2 separate regions of the Homo sapiens genome follow, and region 1 is linked to region 2. Evidence: chromatin contacts called from ENCODE Hi-C or POLR2A ChIA-PET data. All regions are on one chromosome and are shown on one strand. The core of a region is the stretch at or near the end of the contact, and the rest is flanking DNA. Distances in the headings are between cores, read along the strand shown.

Evidence for each region. A loop is a pair of places that touch in the nucleus more often than their neighbours do. ChIA-PET counts read pairs that join two places held with the same protein, here RNA polymerase II (POLR2A). Pooled maps may share reads with other maps.
Region 1: a loop to region 2 is called in a pooled map, with 2.1 times the contacts of the local background. The contact joins two enhancer-like sites. A Hi-C loop is called at or near these places in 1 of 50 pooled maps. POLR2A ChIA-PET finds 5 or more read pairs at or near these places in 7 of 52 experiments (Caco-2, GM12878, H1 and 3 more).

What each region holds. Positions count from the first base shown.
Region 1 is chr3:45,009,053-45,014,712 of GRCh38, reverse strand. EXOSC7 (exosome component 7) reads right to left here. Exons shown (of 8, transcript NM_015004.4): 8 at 3,242-3,478. The coding sequence ends at 3,374. Among named protein-coding and RNA genes, the nearest start is that of CLEC3B, 14 kb to the left of the region's middle. RefSeq lists an enhancer at 2,500-2,619. Within about 2 kb of position 2,557, at least 24 of the 41 ENCODE cell types and tissues checked have a DNase peak (open chromatin) inside an H3K27ac peak, as active enhancers do.
Region 2 is chr3:44,953,031-44,959,401 of GRCh38, reverse strand. It overlaps ZDHHC3 (zDHHC palmitoyltransferase 3), which reads left to right. Exons shown (of 7, transcript NM_001135179.2): 2 at 1-271. Among named protein-coding and RNA genes, the nearest start is that of ZDHHC3, 20 kb to the left of the region's middle. RefSeq lists an enhancer at 1-423. Within about 2 kb of position 4,304, at least 9 of the 41 ENCODE cell types and tissues checked have a DNase peak (open chromatin) inside an H3K27ac peak, as active enhancers do.

The sequences.
Region 1 (5,660 bases), core at 1,308-3,807, 57 kb before region 2:
ACCTCCCTCCTGTCAATGGACTTTGATCTGTGAACTGGCTTACGGAAACTGGGTGAAGGACTGGAATTTCCCATTATAGTGGTTGACATAAGCTTTTTATGCTCCAATTATTATTATTTTTAATTTTGACAAGTTGAGTAAAATCCTGATTGGCTGCCCATGTCTTAACCCTCAGAACACATAATCTATTAGCTACGGTCTGACTGCCGTAGAGGCAGAGGCGAGGCTGAGGACAGAAGGTAATCCATCAGAGGCATCTAGCAATGCATGGAACATTGTTTCCCCACTAACTAGCAGTTACTTTATGGCCATTATTTGGGATGTATAAATAACACTGGGATAAACTCCTCTGTATTAATGTTTCCACTCCCCTTGTATCATAAATTATTTACTTTGATTACATGCCCAGAAGTAGAATTACTAGGTCAAAGGGCAAACATTTTTAAGGCTTTTTGTTGAGAAGGAGTCTCGCTCTGTAGCCAGGCTGGAGTGCAGTGGCGCGATCTTGGCTCACGGCAACCTCCACCTCCTGGGTTCAAGCAATTCTCCTGCCTCAGCCTCCCAAGTAGCTGGGATTACAGGCGTGTGCCACCATGCCAATTTTTGTATTTTTAATAGAGATGGGTTTCACCATGTTGGCCAGGATGGTCTCGATCTCTTGACCTCATGATCCGCCCACCTCAGCCTCCCAAAGTGCTGGGATTACAGGCGTGAGTCACCACACCCGGTCTTTTAAGGCTTTTAATGCACACTGCCAGATTGTTTTCCAAAAAGTCTGGAATAGCGAAGACTTATTCTCTACTGGCAGTTTGTATGTTAGACAACTGGCTTTACTGAGCAAACAAACTACTGTTAATATTCTAAACTCGGCCAGGTGCTGTGGCTCACGCTTGTAATCCCAGCACATTGGGAGGCCGAGGCAGGCGGATCACAAGGTCAGGAGATCAAGACCATCCTGGCCAACATGGTGAAACCCTGTCTCTAATAAAATAAAAAAAATTACCCAGGTGTGGTGGTGCACGCCTGTAGTCCCAGCTACTCAGTAGGGTGAGGCAGGGGAATCGCTTGAACCCGAGAGGCAGAGACTGCAGTGGGTGAGATCACGCCACTGCACTCCAGCCTGGCAAAAGAACGAGACTCCGTCTCAACAACGAGAAAAAAATCTAAACTCATGTCCCAGTGCAGTGGCTCATACCTGTAATCCCAGCACTTTAGGAGGCCAAGGCAGGAGGATTGCTTGAGGCCAGGAGCTCAAGACCAGCCTGGGCAACATAGTGAGACCCTCATTTTAAAAAAATAATTTGCTGGGCATGGTGGCATGCCTGCAGTCCCAGGAAGGTGGGAAGATCACATGAGCCCAGGAGTTTGAGGCTGCAATGAGCTATGATTGCACCATTGCATTCCAGCCTCGGTGACAGAGTGAGACCCTATCTCTAAGAACAAAGAAAAGAAAAAAAATTAACTCGTGATTTGGAAGACTAAAGAATCAGAGACAAAAACCCACTTGAATATTATTTAACATTGCATTTCTTATACTCCGCCCTTACTTTGACCAACTTCAATGTTCTTCTACCTAATGTTTATTTAAAGACCACTAAAGACAGCTGTGGCTCTGCTGGATCAAACAGGTCTGTCCCAGGATAATATTTTTCCAAGTCTTTGCCAGTCTCTGTCTTCAGTTTTCTCTTCTCTCACTCTGACAGTTGCAACAATCAGATCTTTCCAATAAATGCCTCTCCTGGAGAGTCCCTGCTCATATGGTGTTTTGTTTCATTTGCAATATACGTATATTACATGTAGGGGTGGCCTTCAGGGAAAGGTATGGGGTGGCTAGAAACAGATTCCACCATCTTTTTCTCTTCTTTCTCCATTTTTACTGGAAGTGCTTAGCCAGCCATCCAAGCTGGTAGCTGCTTGTCATACCACTGGCATGGCAAAGCCTCATCTGTCTGTCTGAAGGGAAGTGAAGCAGAGCTGAGTCTGACATATATGACAGTACCCATTCTAATTTATGCATCTCAAAATGATCCACTGGAATCAACCATCAAAAGCAAATGCTTCTAAACTTTATTCACACTCGAGTTGCATCTCTGCGCCACCACTGCCAATGTTTTGTCATGTCACGGGCAGTCAACCAGGAGCAGGGAAGGAGAGACCAGGCTGATTTCTGCCTTGTTGGGAACACTGTCATGGTGCCTGTAGATAGTCACTGAAGAAACATAAAAGATGAAAACCCAGGCTATGCTCTCAACAGGGCAGAAGCTCCCCCATTAAGCCCAAGTCTAGGCAGCTGCTTCTCTCCACAGGGATGGACCTGGCCTTGCTGGGAGGAACGCCCACACCAGGACCTCTGGAAGCAGTCCCAAGGGCTTCAGCTCACATTATGTTCTTTCCATTTGGTGATAAATTCCTAACGCCTTACCCCATTTGCTAACTGGAATGCAGAGAGCAAATGCCACGGTTGAAACGCTCTCCTTCGTGAATCAGCTCCTTCCCCAGGGTGTTTTAAGATTTAGGAGTTTCAGTTCCCCTAGAAAAAAAAACAAAGGCTGCTCTACACATGAAGAGACTTAATTTTAACACACTGCACAGTGAGACTACAGGCTTATAGGAAGAGCCTTCTGGGCCAGCAAGCATAGTCTTCCTTTCAATGCTGAGAGCATGAAGGCAGCTGAATTATCAAATGACAACATCTTGAAAGCTGCCTTCTTAATGCTGACAAAACAAAATCTTAGGAAACACCAGGGAGTGGTTATAAAACACAAAGCAATTTCAAAACAAGAGTGATAAGAAAGGATGGCTAAGGGCCAAAGTGGCTGCCACTAAAGCCCCTGAACCTAGGGAATTCCATTCGGATCTCTTGGAGGGCAGGAAGTCAGAGCTGGACTTTCCCAGGATTTGGGATGGCTAACCAGACAGACAGACGCCCTGGGTGTGTACCTGCAGCAGAGTGCCTCCTCTTTTTTCCTCTCCCAGAACCACCCAAATACACAAGGTGAATGAACTTTTCTTTGTGATTCTTATTTTTAAAGTTCTTCAAGGGGAAAAAAATTCACAAAATACATATCATAAGCATTTCCTGTAAACCAGTTTCTGTCAGGTCTTTACTCCAGCTTGTGGGGGTCTCCCTTGGTGGCAGAGCTCTGGATTTGTCTGCCACTCACTAGATAAGGGCCAGACCCAGATGGGTCACTGAATGGTGCCTTGGCTTCAACTGAAGAACTCTAGACATACCAAACCAGACCAGAAAATAGCCTTTAATTTTACATGTACAAATGCTGCTGTAAATTCGTAACAGCGAAGAAAAATATATACGAACCGGTTTAAAAGGAAAAGTAAAAAACAATCCACAGTTGAGCAGTTGATGTGCAAATCATCCCAGGAATCCAACTTTCTGTCTCTTGGGCCCCAGGCTTTCTTCCTTGTGCACAACACTCTGCAAGGAGGCATGCAGTACCTTGCCCACACGCTTGCCAGTCTGTGGAGAAGGGACGGGAGAGAGCACACACCCCCTTGTAAGGCACACACACTCTGACCAGAAAAGCATTCCTTTCTGCCAGCTAGTCTTTCTGACATTGTACACATTCCATCTGCCTTAGAGGACTTTTATTTAATTAAAGCAAATTAAAACAAAAACCACAGACCCCAACAACATAATAAATTTTGTAAAAATCGTCATATCAAAAAAATAAAAAAGAGAGACAAACACCAGCCCCCACCAGGCAACAAACAGAGAGCAGCAAAGCCTGCCCTGGCCATTAGCTCATGCTTCACTATCCTGCTGCCACTGCAACAAGCAACAAAGTTGTCAATCAAATCTGGGCTTGGGTACAGCCAGGTGACACTGTACTATAGGGAGACCACAGGGAATCCAGAGTCTGTCTGGAGAAGAAACAGATGATGCCAAGGACATTTTAGTAAGCAGCTTCTCATTCACCTCCCATGAAGCCTCTAAGCAGAACTGCTCAGGTGTGACCAAAGTCAGTACCTGGATGGGATCTTTGGTGTTTACTGCCATGCTGAGATGCTAAAGGCAGTGAAATGTTAGAATCGAAACACATCAAGAGGGACAACCCACAAAATTAATAATCAGTCCCTACAGAGCAGACACGAGAGGTAAAAAAAACAAAAACAAAAACAAAACAAAACAAAAAAACTCAATATGGCTGGGAGTAGTGGCTCATGCTTGTAATCCCAGCACTTTTGGAGGCCAAGGCAAGAGGATTTTGCTTGAGGCCAGGAGATCAAGACCAGACTGGGCAACAGAGTGAAACCCCATCTCTACAAAAAACTAAAAATTAGCTGTGCATGGTGGTATGCGCCTGTAGACCCAGCTACTCAGGGGGCTGAGATGGGAGGATTGTTTGAGCCCAGGAGTTCACGGCTGCAGTGAGCTGTGACTGTGCCACTGTACTCCAGCCTGGATAACAGAGCAAGACCCTGTCTCAAAAAACAACCACCACCCCAATATAAAAAAATATATTTTTCTTTATGAAACTGTTATTCTGTCTCTGGGCCCAAGAATCATTTTAAGAATACAAAGAACCAACCACAAATCTCTACCTTATCAGGTCTTTCACATTCCCATAGCAGTGTGGATTCAACTCTGCCACTGGTTCCATTCTCAACAATGTTGAGATAAAAACATCCATGCCTAAATCCCTGCCTCAATCTCTTCAGTTACAGGTGTATCCTCCCCAGAGTAATGACTTGTGTGTCTTCTCCCCTGGCCCCTAACTGTAACATGGGATGAGATCCCAAGTATGACTAAAACTCTTATGAAAAGATGATTTCGATCTAAAAGGCTGGGAAGTGATCACCTCTATGAAATGCAAAGTCAGGGTTAAAGGTCAAAAAGGCCTTCGGGGGCTGGATGTGGTGGCTGATGCCTGTAATCTCAACACTTTGGGAGGCTGAGGCAGGCAGATCACAAGGTCAGGAGTTCAAGACCAGCCTGGCAAACATACTGAAACCCCGTCTCTACTAAAAATACAAAAAAATTAACTGGGAGTGGTGGCGGGCACCTGCAATCCCAGCTACTCGGGAAGCTGAGGCAGAATCACTTGAACCAGGGAGGCGGAGGTTGCAGTGAGCTGAGATCGCACCACTGCACTCCAGCCTGGGCGATAGTGTGAGACTCCATCTCAAAAAAAAAAAGGGCCTTTGGAAAGATTTTCCCATAACATTAGAAAAAGAAAAAAAAGTCTGAATCTGTCAAACAGGGGTACTGATTATTCATATACATGAGGGTGGGGAGAGAGGACAACAAGAGGAGATGAGATGGACAGGATGCCAGGACTTGAGAGGGCCTTGACGCCTCTGAATCCAGATGCAGGAAAGCAACTGCAGAGGCTAGGGGTGGCAGCCTGCACAACTACCCCCAAGGCTCTCAGCTCCACCAAGTCATTTTCCAGATTGCTGCATCCCTGTGTGAGATAAACAGTAAGACAGGGCCACAGAGCTATAGTCCCCTGTCCAGAGTTAGCAGACCTCACTCCCCAAACCTGAGGGGAGGACAAAGCTCAGCTCACTGAACAGAGCTCTGGTTCTGCCATCTATGACAGCCAGGGCAGATCTGGTTTATAAGGCTGACATTGCACAGTGGCTGGGAGCAGGGGCTCTGGACGCACACAGTCTTGGCTTAAATCCTAGCTCCAGTA
Region 2 (6,371 bases), core at 3,055-5,554:
TGAGCGGAAACCAGAATACCTCCAGCCAGAGAAGTGTGTCCCACCCCCCTACCCTGGTCCTGTGGGAACCATGTGGTTTATCCGTGACGGCTGTGGCATCGCCTGTGCCATCGTTACCTGGTTTCTGGTCCTCTATGCGGAGTTCGTGGTCCTCTTTGTCATGCTGATTCCATCTCGAGACTACGTGTATAGCATCATCAACGGAATTGTGTTCAACCTGCTGGCCTTCTTGGCCCTGGCCTCCCACTGCCGGGCCATGCTGACGGACCCCGTGAGTATGTCTGGGCTTGTTTTGACCAGCCCACACTCTCCTCCTCTGGCTCTGGCATGGCCACAGCCTGCATGTTCCCCCTGGACCTTGGGAACTTGGAGGATAGGAGGGCCAGGGGAGGGTGAGGAAGTAGATCTCTGCCTTGTTCAGAGTTCTGTGGAATTCTGGCCAGGGAAGAGGGGTCAACACCTGTACCACAGCCTATCTGTCTTGGTTAAATGATACTATAAGTACATGGATATATACATTCATTGGGCCTGCTCTGGGAGGGGTTTGGTCTGGGGGAAACCTGGCCTCTGGTTAAAAAGACACAGATAACCTTGAAGACTGGGGCCAGATGATCAGAGCAGAAAGCATGCTGGAGGGTTGGGTCAGGATTGGGCTTCCCAGTGAAGACAGTGCTGGAGCTAGGTGGACTTGAAATTAAAGCCACATCCAATTCCAGGAACCTGCACGGAAATGGCCTTCACTTTGCTTGGGCGAGGTGCATCTTTTCCTGAAAAGCTGGACAAGCCTGTTTCAGGCCGCAGCAAGTGCCTCTTGGTGAATATCTGTGGGTAAAGCAGTAGTGTTCTGCTCAATGACTTAGCTAAATATGCCAAGCTGCGCACGTGGCTATTGAATGTTTGTGCACCCTGGTATTAAACCCTCTGTTCTGTTCCTTTTCTTGTATGGGAAAAGCAAGAGAATACATTATTTGATAAAGACCTCCTGTGGCTTGTTTCAGTACGTGGGACGTGTGTGTTTAAGAGAGGGAAAGCACTGCTACTAGCAGTGACACTGGCCATACAGATTTTGTTTCTGTGAGCCCCAGGGAAAGTGCAGTAGTGATGATGATAATGGGCCTGAGCTAGTTCTTGTCTCAAAGGGCTCCATTTCCTGCCGGTTCAGGTGGTAGATTATTATTAATCCATCCCAAAGGAAAGCAGCTTTCCCAACTCAATTACATATCAGCCACTGGTCCAGACAGCATCTCTGTTCCTGCGCATGCCTCAGGGAGACCAAACACACCAGCAGGCAGGGGCCTGTTTGCCTAGTATTTAGCACTGCATGCGGGACAGCCATCGCCTGAGGGAAGCCATGTATATGGGTATAATCCTAAGTGTCCCCAAACACAAGGATATGAAAGAGTTTTCCCAGCAGCATCTATATGGTCATGCTGAAAATAAGTTAAGGATTTATTCAGAAATGTTTATGATACCATTGCTATTGGGGATATAGAAGTAAAAAACATTGCTTTGCTCAGTTCATAGTTTACTGTCTACTAAGCCCCAGATACTGTTCTTACCCTCAAGATGCCCTCTGTCTAGAAAAGACAGGTGATGATAACCCTGTGTGATGAAGGTTTGGCAGAAAGAAATGTGGATTGCTGTGGGAGAACAAGGGTGGAGAGATTAATCAACATATAGAGGTGACTGCTTAGAGGAAGCGATGCCCAAGCCAGCTCTTCTCCGAGCAGTGGACATTGAGGACAGGAAGGAGGCAGAGGGAGCAGCTTGCACAGAGACGTAGGAATGCAGGAGCATGGCTCCTCTAGGCACCAGGAGTGGTGGGAACTTAGGAAGAGAATGGATTTAGGTTGGTGATGTGGGCGAGGTGCCTAAGGAGGAGGATGGGAGTTTGATGATGAGGGGCAGTTTAGGGCCCCTAAGGATTTTCAACACATCTTAAACAAAACTGTCATTTTACAAGTCTCTTTCTGGCAGTAGTGAGGAGGAGTGGCACTGGTGTGGGAATAAAATGAATAGCCATGTTTCCTGAGTGCCCATTCTGTGAGAGATTGCTTTCTGAGCAATGGCTACAGCTATGAGCAAGACAGATGCAAATTCCTGCCCTTGTGAAGCTCACTTTGTAGTGACGGGGTCAGGTAGGAAGGACATGATTGAACAGGGTATTTTGGAAAGTGGTAAGTGCTTTAAAGACAATAAGACAAAGTGACCAGGATGATGTGCTGTTGACTTTCTGGGGCAAAGGGGGACTACTTTAGATCAAGGTGGTCTAAGAAGTCATCTCTGAGGTGGTGCCTTTTGAGCTGACCTGAATGGCATGAAGCTACAAGCCAGGCAGACGAAGATCCAAGGGTAGAGAAAAGAGTAGATTCAAAGGCCCAGAGACAGAAACATGCTCAGCACATCTGAGAAACAGGACTAGGACCAGGGTGATCAAAACATGGTAGGTGGGGGTAAGAGTGGTTGGAAGAGGTGAAGAGGGCCTCAGAGGCCAGATTGTGCAGGGCCTGGTAGGCCTCATGAGAACTTTGGATTTTATTCTAAGTGCAGCCGGCAGCCTTCAGAGAGACAGGGTGTGATCTGATTTGCATTGTGCTTGCAATGGAGGTTCAAGGTGTTACAAGTAGAAGCAGGGGGACTAGAGGTATTGCAGTGGTCCGGGCAAGACATGGTGTGGCTCGGACCAAAGTGAGAGCAGTGAAACCAGAGAGAAGCTGTTGGATTTGGAGTCTGTTTTAAGCTATTAGTTTTCAATCCTGCCTGTACCATCTCTTGGAGAGCTGTTTAAAAGTACTGATGGCTGGGCCTCACCCCCAGAGACTACTATAATTGGTCTGGGGGCAGGGCCCTGGGTATTCGAATGCTTTAGAGCTCCCACGTTTCCCTCACATTTACCTCTCAGGCCAGGCCTGAGAATGCAGTTCAGAACTGACAGAATGGAGAGAGATTGGAGAGTATACCTTCCAGAGTCTTAGCTAGAGCAGCCTGGGGAGCACTGGTGCCCATTATTGATTTTGGAGGAGAAATCAAGGCTTATGTTCTAGTCAGACTGCCACTATATTATGTGCAAGGAGAGATGCTAGGTGGGCAGTAGATAGTCAGTCTGGAGCTGATGGAGGATCAGGGTTGGAGAGAGTGTGTGTGGAGGTCATTGGTTTCTGTAAGGCATGTGAAAACAGGGAACTGGATGTTGGGCAGTGAGAGGGGAGCCTTCTGCCCTGGCATTCCCACTGCCCTCACATACATGGGTTCTTTACCCACTGCATTGAAGCGTACAGCCTCTCCAGGGACCTTGGCCAGCTGGCCCTTGCAGTGGATGCAGAACAGCATGATTCTCACTGTGGTGTGTTGCCAGCTTCCAATCCCAAAGCAGTGAGAGGCACAGACTGTATCCTAAACAACAGTTAGCTTCCCAGAGGTGTATTTTGCTGGTAGCCCCAAAGATAACTGGCCCCAAAAATGAAGAATTTGTCAAATATCTACCATTAGTAAGGGAAGCAACTGAGAGCATGTTCTATAGATGTGCCCTATTTTAGGGTCTTCATGCTACCACCTGCCTCTGCCCATCCCCAGCACATGATATCTCATGCAAAACCCAGTATGCAAAACAGAGAGGTGGGGCTGCAGAAGCGGGAGCTCCTAAGGCACTGCTGGGGCACCCTGGGATTCCAAGGAGCAGAGTTGGAAGCCCAGGTGATAAGCAGGTAAGTTAGGGGTTCCTTATTAATATTGCAGTCGTCTTTTTTTAGAAAGTGGTCACTGCAGGGTTCTAAGGAGTTCCCTAATGGGATTATGTTTTATATCTCAAGAATTCATGTTGCACATACTTTTTCAGAACAGTTTATATCCAAAGGTTATAAGCAATGTATGCATTGTGTATCACTTTGGTTTGTTATCATTACTAGTTTAAAATATATATATATACATATATATATATATATATAAAAACCTTGTGGTCTCCCTCAAGCAGTTACTTTACCACTTTCAGCTTTGGAATAATTATTCCAAGTGTAATATCTGAACAATTGCAACCACTATAGCCTTCTGGACCATTTTTCAGTGATTTACTCCAATGTAGCAGTAGATAGGTCCACATAGAGCTTGAAAAGAAAAGGGAAGTGGGAAATGACTCACAGATTTGTAAACAGCCCCCTTGGAAGTGAGACAGCCGTTTGAGAAATAGGGCAAAAGGGACAGGTCTCTAAACAGAGGGAGGAGGACAAATGGACAGAGGAGCAGGGCAGGTGCCTCACTTGACAGGCAGGCTGGCCTGGAGGCAGCATGGGTGTGGGCAGGAGCACAAGTCAGGCTCATGTTTGGTCTCCTGACGCCTTCTCCTTGCCCACTCTGAGGTTGTGTAATGTCATTATAGGGGCTTTCTGTGTTCTGGAAACACTTTAGACGTTTATAAGTCTAGAATGGCTCCATGTGTCCTGAGGAGGCAGCCTCTTGAAGACAAACTGGACTCAGAAACCCTTATCTTACTACCCTTCTCTCTCTTTTCCTCATTTCTTGGTTTCACCACCTTTTCTTTTCCAAATTCCTCATTCTCTGAGCTCCCTCAGGAATCCTGAGGGGCTTCTTTATTTCTGAGACAATGTCTGTCTCCCAGAAGATGCTTAAACGTGACAGATGTAGATTGTTTCTTTTTGTCCTGGCTGCCAGGAAGCTCAAAGCCAAGTGTTACACAATGACAGTAATTGTATAAACCCTTATGATCAGTATATTTTTGCCCCTCCTTTTTTGGATCTTATCGTTTATTAACTTCATAAATTATTTCAAATCTGAGACTTGAGAAAAGGAGGAATATACAGTCATGTGTCACTTGATGGGGATAAGTTCTGAGAAATGTGTTGTTAGGCAATTTGACCATTGTGCAAACATCATAGACTGTACTTACACAAACCTAGATGGTACAGCCTACTGCACACCTACGCCGTATTGAATAGCCTCTTGTTCCTAGGCTACAAACCCATGCAACGTGTTACTGTACTGAATACTGACTGTGGGCAACTGTAACACGATAATATTTGTATATCTAAACATAGAAATGGTACAGTAAAAACATAGTATTATAATCTTGAGGGACTTGTCATTGACTGAAACATCATGATGTGCATGACTGGATTTATAGTCAATTTAACCACATTGTTAAGGAAAAGAAAATTCGTCTGTCTACCTGCTCCCCCACCCCGACCCCTCTTGAATCCCACTCTGTGAACACCTTGCTGTAAACAGACCTCCATGACTATCTCAGACCACTACCGGCCACTGATTTTCATTTCAGCTGCCAAAAGTCATTGAGTGGAAATATTGGGGCTCACTTCAAACATGCAATTGGTATTCCCTTCTGGAGTCTCTTTCAACAGCCTTACAGAGCATGTGCTGTGTTCAGAGCCCAGGTGGCAAGTATTTCCTGGAAGGGTAGCATGGCAGCATGATGTTGGACCTGTGGGAACATAGAAGAGGAACAGCAGGCCAGGTGCTGGATGCAGCCAGAGAAGCGCCTTGTGCATCTTGCCCAGAAGTATTGGCACATTCACTGCATCAGGTTAGGGGACTTGCCTGAGGGTCCATTGGAGTATCGTGCTGCATTCTCCCTCATGCCAGGCAACTTCTCACCCCTGCCCCCGAGCAACTTATAAATCCCAACAGGAAAAGCTTTCTGGCTTCAGAGGGAGGAAAGCAGCCCATTTGGGGACCAACTAGCTACCTTTTACTTTTCTGTGGAGGAGACACATGGCCAGTGATGCAGGCCTGGGGTTGGTTACCATGCTCCTGGGAGAGCTGTTGGAGTTTCTACCCAGACTGGTGGGTGTGCACGGGCTTTGATCCCATGGCCCTGAAACAATTTAAGCAGGTTTTCATTCTTGTTGCTTGAAATGGATGGAATGTTGAGTCCTTGAAATTATTGGCATTTCTTTAGAACCTGTCTCCACTACTTTCCATTGTTTCTTTTTATATTATCATATTATCCTAGATACTTATTGAAACAGCCTTAGTATCCTAGGCCTGTTTCAATCTTAATACTAGTGTGCTGAGGTAGTTGGTGGTGGTAGAATGATGTTGTGACATCAGGCAATTAAAATAAAGTTTTTTCCAAGTCACTTAACAGAAATACCTGGTAATGATATGTTTGTCTTCTGATAGTGACATAGGTTCTAGACTTGGATTGTCTGGGTCAGAACCCTACTTCTGCCACTTATTAGCTGTGTTACCTTGGGAAGATGCTTGACTTCCCTGCCTTTGTTACCTCATGTTTAAAATGGGGAATACCACAATCTCTACCTCATAGGTTTGTTGTCAGAAGTAACTAACACATACAGTTTTGTCACAAAGCATTTGGAACTATGCCTGGCCTGTAAGTGCTC